Regions from separate parts of the Homo sapiens genome. Here region 1 is linked to region 2. A link is an interaction called in ENCODE POLR2A ChIA-PET data of the cell type or tissue named here. Cell type or tissue: HepG2. All regions are shown on one strand. Each heading gives the region's core, and the rest is flanking DNA. Links, peaks and the distances in the headings are about the cores only.

Region 1 (4,393 bases), core at 316-4,315, 380 kb after region 2:
AGAAAGGCAATTGAGGGAAAGAGCAAGACCTCTTGTTGGTCTGGCTTCAAATCTCTAATGAGGTTGATGTAATGGCCTGTGAGGAGTAACTAAAAATATTTGGCTATCTGCCTAAGCAGCCCTACATTCTGACATTTTTCAGTATAGTCCCTGGGACTGGGTGGGGGGCGGCGGAACTGCAAAGTATTTTTCAAATTTAAGGATAAAGCTGGATGTGGTGGCTCACAACTGTAATCCTAGTGCTTTGGGAGGTCGAGGCAGGAGGCTCCCTTGAGACCAGGAGTTTGAGACCAGCCTGGGCAACGTAACAAGACCCCCGTCTCTGCAAAAAAAATTAAAAATTAGCCAGGCGTGGTAGCACGTGCCTGTAGCCCAAGCTACTCAGAAGGCTGAGGCGGGAGGATTGTTTGAGCCTAGGAGGTCAAGGCTGCAGTGAGCCAATATTGTGCCATTGCTTTCCAGCCTGGGAGACAGAGTGAGACCCTGTCTCAACAACAACAAAATGTAAGGATAAGAGAACCCCATAAGGTACAGTTAGGGAAAGATATCTTGTGATAAATAAGATTTGCCATGTGGAAAACTGACCCACCATCAGTGATAACTGCTATGGCATTTTGGTAAGATGCTGATGCTAATTTTGGTAACAGGAGTGTCATCTTTGAGGAATATGATTATGTGTGATTATATTAGCAGAGCAAAGCTGAAGTCTAGTCACATTGTACTCTCATATTGTAGCCTGAAGCAAGAATATGATGACAGCAGGGGAGTGATGAACTTGGAGGCTAGAGAAGAGGGAAGCAGAGGCTTCTACTGCCTCGGCTGCATTGATACTGGCTTGCAAACTCCCGGAGGAAGAGGCCCATCATCTGCTTTGGTCACTTCAGTGCACCTTGCTTGCGAAGAGTACAGTAGGCATTCATTTGTTAAATGAATGAATAATATTAACGTATGGTATTATTGAGGTAGAGATAAGGGAGATTTGGCTTAATCGCTTGACCCCAAGGCATACTTAGGAAGTTATTATTATTATTATTATTTTTTGAGATGGAGTCTCCCTCTGTCACCAAGCTGGACGATCTCAGCTCACTGCAACCTCCGCCTCCTGGGCTGAAGCAATTCTGCTGTCTCAGCCTCCCAAGGAGCTGGGGTTACAGGCGATCACCACCACACCTGGCTAAATTTTGTATTTTTAGTAGAGATGGGTTTTGCCATGTTGTCCAGGCAGGTCTTGAACTCCTGACCTCCGGTGATCTGCCCACCTCTGCCTCCCAAAGTGCTGGGGGATTATAGGTGTGAGCCACCGTGCCTGGCCAAAAAATTATTGATAATAACAATTTTATACCTCAAATATAGTGTAGAAAAAACATTTTAGAGCTTAGTTATTTGAATAATCAAAAATAAGTTTGTTGGCCGGGTGCAGTGGCTCATGCCTGTAATCCCAGCACTTTGGGAGGCCAACACGGGCGGATTGCCTGAGGTCAGAAGTTTGAGACCAGCCTGGCCAACATGGTGAAACCCCATTTCTACTAAAAGTACAAAAATTAGCTGGGCATGGTGGCGAATGCCTGTAATCTCAGCTACTTGGGAGGCTGAGACAGGAGAATCTCTTGAACCCGGGAGGCAGAGGTTGCAGTGAGCTGAAATCGCGCCATTGCACTCCAGCCTGGAAAACAAGTGTGAAATTCCGTCTCAAAAAAAAAAAAAAAAAAAAAAAAGAAGGTTGTTTTGTTTTGTGATGGAGTCTCGCTCCTGTTGCCCAAGCTGGAGTGCAACCGCGCGATCTTGGCTCACTGCAACTTTTGCCTCCCAGATTCGAGCAATTCTCCTGCCTCAGCCTTCTGAGTAGCTGGGACTACAGGCACACACCACCATGCCTGACTAATTTTTGTTTTTGTTTTTTTTTTTTTTTTGAGACGGATTCTCACTCTTATCGCCCAGGGTAGAGCGCAGTGGTGCAATCTCTGCTCACTGCAACCTCCGCCTCCGGGATTCAAGTGATTCTCCTGCCTCAGCCTCTCAAGTAGCTGGGACTACAGGCGCCTGCCACCATGCCTGGCTAATTTTTGTATTTTTAGTAGAGGTGAGGTTTCACCATGTTGACCAGGCTGGTCTGGAACTCCTCACCTCAAGTGATCCACCTGCCTCAGCCTCCCAAAGTGCTGGGATTATAGGCGAGAGCCACTGCACCTGGCTTAATTTTTGTATTTTTAGTAGAGATGGGGTTTCACCATATTGGCTAGGTTGTTCTGGAACTCTTGACCTCAGACAATCCGCCCACCTCGGATTCCTAAAGTGCTGGGATTAGAGATGTGAGCTGTTGCGCCTGGCCCCCCAAAATGAGTTTATTTTAATCCTAGTAAGTTTAAACTATGTATTCAAAATTATTTAATAGCTGGGTATGGTGGCGGGCATCTGTAATCCTAGCTACTCGGGATCCGGGACAATCGCTTGAACCTGGGAGGCCGAGGTTGCGGTGAGCCGAAATCACGCCACTGCACTCCAGCCTGGGTGACAGAGCAAGACTCTGTCTCAAAAAAAAAAAAAAAAAAAACCAAAAACAAAACAAAACAAAAAAAATCATTTGAAAAAGTAAAGTTTAATAAATATAGTACTCTTTCTCTATAATTTTGCCGTGTGTTAGATAGGATTAGATTCAGCAGTGAGTGGTAGAAACCAAAAATAACAATGGCTTAAACAAGATAGAAGTTTCCTTTCTTTCATGTATCTCATAGACAGTCCTGAACCAGTATGCTACCTTCATGCTCATTAGGGGACCCAGCCTTCAACATGTAACTCTTTCCTTTTTGTCAGAGGTGGCTTCTCCACTTTCTCACATCAGTTCTGCATTCTCACCAGCAGGAAGGAGGAAAAGGCAAAAGCTGGGCACACTCCCTTCTTGTGAAGATACTTTCCAGAAATTGTACATATCGCTTCTGCTGTGTCCCTTCGATTATAACGGAATCACAAGGTCACACATAACTGCAAGAGAAGCTAGAAAGTATATTCTGTGCTGGAAATTACTATGTGCCTAGTCAAAAATCAGGGGTTCTCTTACTCTGGAGGAAGGGAAGAATCAGTATTGCACTACATCTGGCAGTTTGTGCCATAAATACCAGTAGAATGGCTAATGTAGTATTAACACATTTGATAATTTGACAGTATTATTGTAATCCTTCAGTATTATTTGTAAGAATAACCCCCCACCTCCAGTTCAGTATCCAGTATAGAATTTTCACTGAAATTTGTCTTGATCTAACGATGGCTTCAGATTTTTATTGCTGGGTAAATTTTCTAACAAGATGAACTGCCTTCTGATTTGAACATTCTGATCTTGGTAGCATAATCTGCCATGTGTACATATATATATTTTATGTGATTCATTATTGTAGGAATAATTACTGAAATTTCCTAAGTTGTTATACACTTAGGATTATACACATATGATTAAAGACCTTGTTGAGACTTAATTTTTAACATCTATAAACTGGAAAAATGTGCAGACATCTTGTTTCTATTAATATATTGAGAAAAGTTTTCATTAATATTAATATTTCTTAGGAAATCTAGCTTTATAAAACATCTACATGTTTCTTTCATATTTTGGTTGGAATGGTTTAGCACCTTTGTTTGCATAGCTTAGTGAGAATTTAGTCTTTGTGGAATCCTTAAACACTTTTGACGCTACAGAAACTTTAGTTGGCTGGGCACAGTGGCACATGCCTGTAATCCCAGCACTTTGTGGGGCTGAGGCAGGCAGATCACTTGAGCCCAAGAGTTTGAGACCAGCCTGGACAACATGGCAAAACCCAGTCTCTAAAAAAAAAAAACAAAAAACCAGGCATGGTGGTGTGCACCTGTAGTCTCAGCTACTCGCGATGCTGAGGGGGGAGAATTGATTTAGCTTGGGAGGTCAAGGCTGCATTGCACTTCAGTCTGGGCAACAGAGTGAGACTCTGTCTCAAAAAAACAGAAAACCAGACCAACCTTCCCCTTCAAAACTTTAGTAACTTGGGATTATATGTAGCCTTGGAATATTTATTCTGTGATGGTCGATAATGAACAGTGACTTCTTTTTTTTTATTTTTATTTTTGAGACAGAGTCTCACTCTGTCCCCAGGCTGGAGTGCAGTGGCACAATCTTGGCTCACTGCAACCTTCACCTCCCGGGTTCAAGCGATTCTCCTGCCTCAGCCTCCCGAGTAGCTGGGACCTTACAGGCATGTGCCACCATGCCCAGCTGATTTTTGTATTTTTAGTAGAGATGGGGTTCCACCATGTTGGCCAGGATGGTCTTGATCTCGTGATCCTCCCGCCTCGGCCTCTCAGAGTGCTGGGATTACAGGCGTTAAGTCATTGCACCTGGCCGAACAGTGACTTCTTTTCACAGCTCAGA
Region 2 (4,393 bases), core at 123-4,122:
TTTATTGAGGGTTCCACTGATGCCAGCATTTCTACAGCCTTCTCCATGCCAGGACCTCAAAGCCCAGGCAAGGAATTCTATTCAGCCCACCTTTCAGTGGGTGACCCTTTCTCCTATAGACCAATTCCTATACCCTGCTGGCATGGATTCCTTTTTCTTTTTTTTCTTTCTCTTTCTTTCTTATTAATAGACTTATGTGGTTATCTGCATGAGAAATGAAGTGCTTATGTTAACATTTTCTGAATTGGGAGGGGATGGTTACTGTTCCCCTCCATGGGCCTTTGTCTCTAAGAGATGAGCACTTCCTTAGTACCGCTCCCGCTGATGTTTCCCTGGGGGCCCAGGATGGATACAGCCTTAGGTTCCGTGTCCTGTTGCTGTTACTGATGGCCGCAACTAATGACGGATGGCCACCTCTCCCGCCCTAGTCTGTTTCATTCCTTTGGCTTCAGGGAGGGGAAGAGTTGCCTTCTTCGCAACTCCTTGTACGTAGGAACAAGAAGCCAAAGTAGTGGGCCCAGGAGGGAGGAGAGCCAGGCTTCTGGAGACGGGAACCAGGCCTTCTGAACCCACGGGGGCTCCACAGCTGTTGCTTCTGAATGCTCAGGCATCTGATCTGCCGTTGTTATCTGATAGGTTCATTTGCCCGATGTGCCGCGAGCCAGTATACTGAGACATCTGGAACCGCAGCAGAGAAAGAGTTTAAATCATAGGGCAGCCACATGAGAAGTTGGGGGGAAACCTCAAATCTGCCTCCTGAGGAGTTTGGGTTCAGGGATTTTAAGGGGTTTGGAGTGGGCCAAGCTGTGGGGATCATTGACTGGTCGAAGGGTGCAGGGTGAAGTTAGAGTGGGGGAACCTTTCAGGTGGAAGATAAGATGAGCACAGGCAGAGGCGGGGTAGCCAGTACTGGTTTCTTGTTCGTAAATGTTTCTGTAGCACTTACCAGGTGGTAGACTGTTTTGGATGCTGAGATCCAGCAGTGGACAAAACTAAGCCATGCCCACATGCAGCTTCCATTCTAGTGGTTGCTGGGGGAGACAGACAATAAACGGATGGGCAGAATTCTGTTCTGATGGTAAATATGTGGACAGGCAGGAAAGCAAGTGAGCAGGTGGGGCTGATCTGAAAAGGCCTTGTCAATCGGCAGGTATTTGATCAGGGAACAGGAGGAAAGGGGGAACAAGTCACGTGGGCATCTAGGGGAGAAGCAGTCCTGGTCGGGAACCGCAAATGAAAAGGTCCTGATGTAGGACCAGGCCTGGAGCGTTCCAAGATCAGCAAGGAGGCGGGAACAGAGTGAGACGGCTCCTGGATGCCACATGGAAGATGGACTTTGGGAAGCAAGGGCCCTGGGAAACCAGCTAGGAGGCCAGGACAATCATCCAGGCAAAAGAATGATCATGAGCCAGGTGTGATGGCTCACACCTGTAATCCCAGCACTTTGGGAGGCCGAGGTGAGCAGATCACTTAAGTCCAGGAGTTTGAGACCAGCCTGGGAAACATAGCGAAATCCTGTCTCTAAAAAAATTAGCTGGTCATGGTGGCATGCAATTAACTACTCAGGAGGCTGAGATGGGAGGATCGCTTAAGCTCTGGAAGAGGAGGTTGCAGATAGCTTGAGCTCTGGAGGCGGAGCTGAGATTGCACTACTGCACTCCAGCCTGGGCAACAGAGTGAGACCCTGTGTCAAGAAAGAGAACAATAGTAGCTTGGACAAGAGTAGAAGCGATGAATGTGATGAGAAAAAAACAGAGAAGTGTTTGGATCCTGAGTGTATTTTACAGATGGAGGCAGCAGGCTTTGCTGATGGATTGGATGTAGGCTAAGTCAGGAGCCAAGAATGGCCTGCAAGGTTTTTGGCCAGGCACTAGAAGGTTGGAGTTGGTACCTATGGAGATGGGGAAGACTTCAGAGGAGCAGTCTGGGTAGGCAGGATGCAATCAAGACTTTTGTTTTGGAAACACAACTTTGGAGATTCCTACCACACATCTATAGGACTTGGAATTGGCAGTTGGCTATGAGAGTCTGGAGGTGAGAGAAGTGGTGGCTGCAGATAGTAACTCGGGAGGCATCAGAGTACAAATGTTATTCAAAACTAGGAGGCTGGATGAAATCACCCGGAAAGGGAGTGTAGGTAGAGACGGGGTCCAAGGACCAGGCCATGGGGTCCTCTAACACAAAGAGGGTGGGGGCTGGAGGAGGAACCAGCAGAGGAGACTGAAAAGGAACGGCCAAGGAAGTAGGTGAGAACCAAGGAGTGGCATCTAAAGATCCAAAGGAGTAAAAACAGGAGTTCTAAAGATCTGGAGGGGGCCCGCTGTGTCAAATTACGTTGATGAGCCCAGCAGACAGTTCTTGAAACTGACCATTGGATTTAGCAACATGGAGGTCAACTTGTGACCTTGATAAGATACGAGTAGAACAAAAGCAAGCTTTTATGCTGCCTCTCTAGACCCAGTGCCCAGAAAGGGAAGGATCTCTCAGACTGGGGCTCATGGTAGCAAAACTGGGTGGCACTGGCTGGGCAGCCTTCAGGTTCTGTAGACCTCAGCAGCTCAGCGGAGGCCTGTCCCTTCTACCGTAAGTTTCAGCAGCTGCAGGACCTGGGGACCTGTCCTCTGTCTCCAGTGTTTGCAGAGAGGTGCCTCCAGGCCCCTGGTCTCGGGGGCCAACGGAATCTAGTTCTAGTCTTTTTTTTTTTTTTTTTTTTTTTGAGGCGGAGTCTCAGTCTGTCACTCAGGCTGGAGTGCAGTGGTGTGATCTCAGCTCACTGCAACCTCCGCCTCCTGGGTTCAAACAATTCTCCTGCCTCAGCCTTCCGATTAGCTGGAATTACAGGCATGCGCTAGCATGCCCTGCTACTTTTTTTGTATTTTTAGTGGAGACGGGGTTTCACCATGTTAGCCAGGCTGGTCTCGAACTCCTGACCTCAAATAATCCGCCCGCCTCAGCCTCCCAAAGTGCCGGGATTACAGGTGTGAGTTGCCGTGCCCAGCCACTAGTTCTAGTGTTATCGTGAGCTGCCAGGTTTTCAGCACCAGCTGTCCAGCACAAGTGACCCATCAGACTTTTCAGAAGATTTTGCTAAGACTCAGTCACACTATTGCACTTCAAATGTCTTCCACGTGCTCATATTCAGATTGCTGTATTATAATCAAAGCACATCGGCCAGCTTTATATTGAAAGACCTTCTTCAGCCTTCAACTAGTTCAAAGGATGATGTGGTGACCAAAGAAGTCTGCATACTATGTTGCATTTGCTTGGGGATCCCAGACCACCAATGTGAATTGTCACGGAGACCCCTACCAATACCTACTGTGCTTCATGAATGAACGGCATTCAAGATCCCTAGAGTAAGCACAGCAGATGGACGGCGGTGTTATGGGGCTTTCTCGTGAGGCCCGTCCACGTAACCAGTGACAGCGAGCCTATGAGGGGTGCAGCCAGGCTTGCAGCTTTCTGAGGCTCCGGCTTAATGCAGCAGAGACTTTAGAGCTGTATTGTCCAATACAGTAGCCACTAGCCAGGTGGGTGAATACAACGAGGAAATGAATTTTAAATTTTAATTAATTCAAATAGTCACATGTAGTTAGTGGCTATCCTATTGGACATTGACTGGCAGCCTTGGGGTAAGCTGGTGCTCCCAGGGTTCTTTAGGTGGGGGGATCCTTGGACAGGGAAAACGCCCTTCCCACAGTCCTTAGAAGTGGAGCTTCAGGTCAGTTTGGTCATTAAAAGGAAATTGGGGCTGCACACAGTGGCTTATGCCTGTAATCCCAGGACTTTGGGAGGCCAAGGTGGGTGGATCACCTGAGGTCAGGAGTTCGAGACCAGCCTGGCCAACGTGGTGAAACCCCATCTCTACTAAAAATTAAAAAAAAAAAAAGAGCTGGGTGTGGTGGCATGCGCCTGTAATCTCAGGTACTCGGGAGGCTGAGGCAGCAGAATCACTTGAACCTGGGAGGCGGAGGTTGCAGTGAGCCGAGATCGTGCTACTGCACTCCAGCCCGGGCAACAGTGTGTGACTCTGTCTCAAAAAAACAAAAAAAAAACACAAAAATTAGCTGGGCCTGGTGGCAGGCACCTGTAATCCCAGCTACTCAGGAAGCTGAGGCAGGAGAATCGCTTGAACCCAGGAAGTGGAGGTTGTAGTGAGCAGCTGACCTCCAGCCTGGGTGACAGAGTGACACTCTGTCTCAAAGAAATTAAAAAAATAAAAAAAAAAAGTAAAGGAGAACTGGGCCCGTTTTGACCTCAAGCTGGAGAAATGGGACATACCTGTTAGATGTATTTGTGAAACATGCAGGCAGCAAACAGACCTGGATGCATCTCACTTCTCTGGGCTTGAGGTCAGGGGGTTTCCGTGCATTATGATGAAAATGCAGGAGTT

What was found. Peaks named below come from ENCODE experiments on the same cell type or tissue, not always from the same donor. Only the 100,000 strongest peaks of a DNase experiment are listed, where the experiment ranks them.
Region 1: POLR2A ChIA-PET joins it to region 2 with 5 read pairs; 2 of 35 experiments call an interaction of 5 or more read pairs at or near these places.

Annotation. Positions count from the first base shown.
Region 1 is chr1:8,803,167-8,807,559 of GRCh38, reverse strand. The region is part of intron 1 of RERE (arginine-glutamic acid dipeptide repeats); the gene reads left to right. Among named protein-coding and RNA genes, the nearest start is that of RERE, 12 kb to the left of the region's middle. In HepG2, for the core only: no CTCF peak of the experiment used is centred there; no DNase peak of the experiment used is centred there.
Region 2 is chr1:9,187,678-9,192,070 of GRCh38, reverse strand. LNCTAM34A (long non coding transcriptional activator of miR34a) reads right to left here. Exons shown (of 3, transcript NR_132738.1): 3 at 1-678. Among named protein-coding and RNA genes, the nearest start is that of MIR34AHG, 7.5 kb to the right of the region's middle. In HepG2, for the core only: no CTCF peak of the experiment used is centred there; DNase peaks (open chromatin) are centred at 2,420 and 2,670; H3K4me3 peaks cover 632 bases.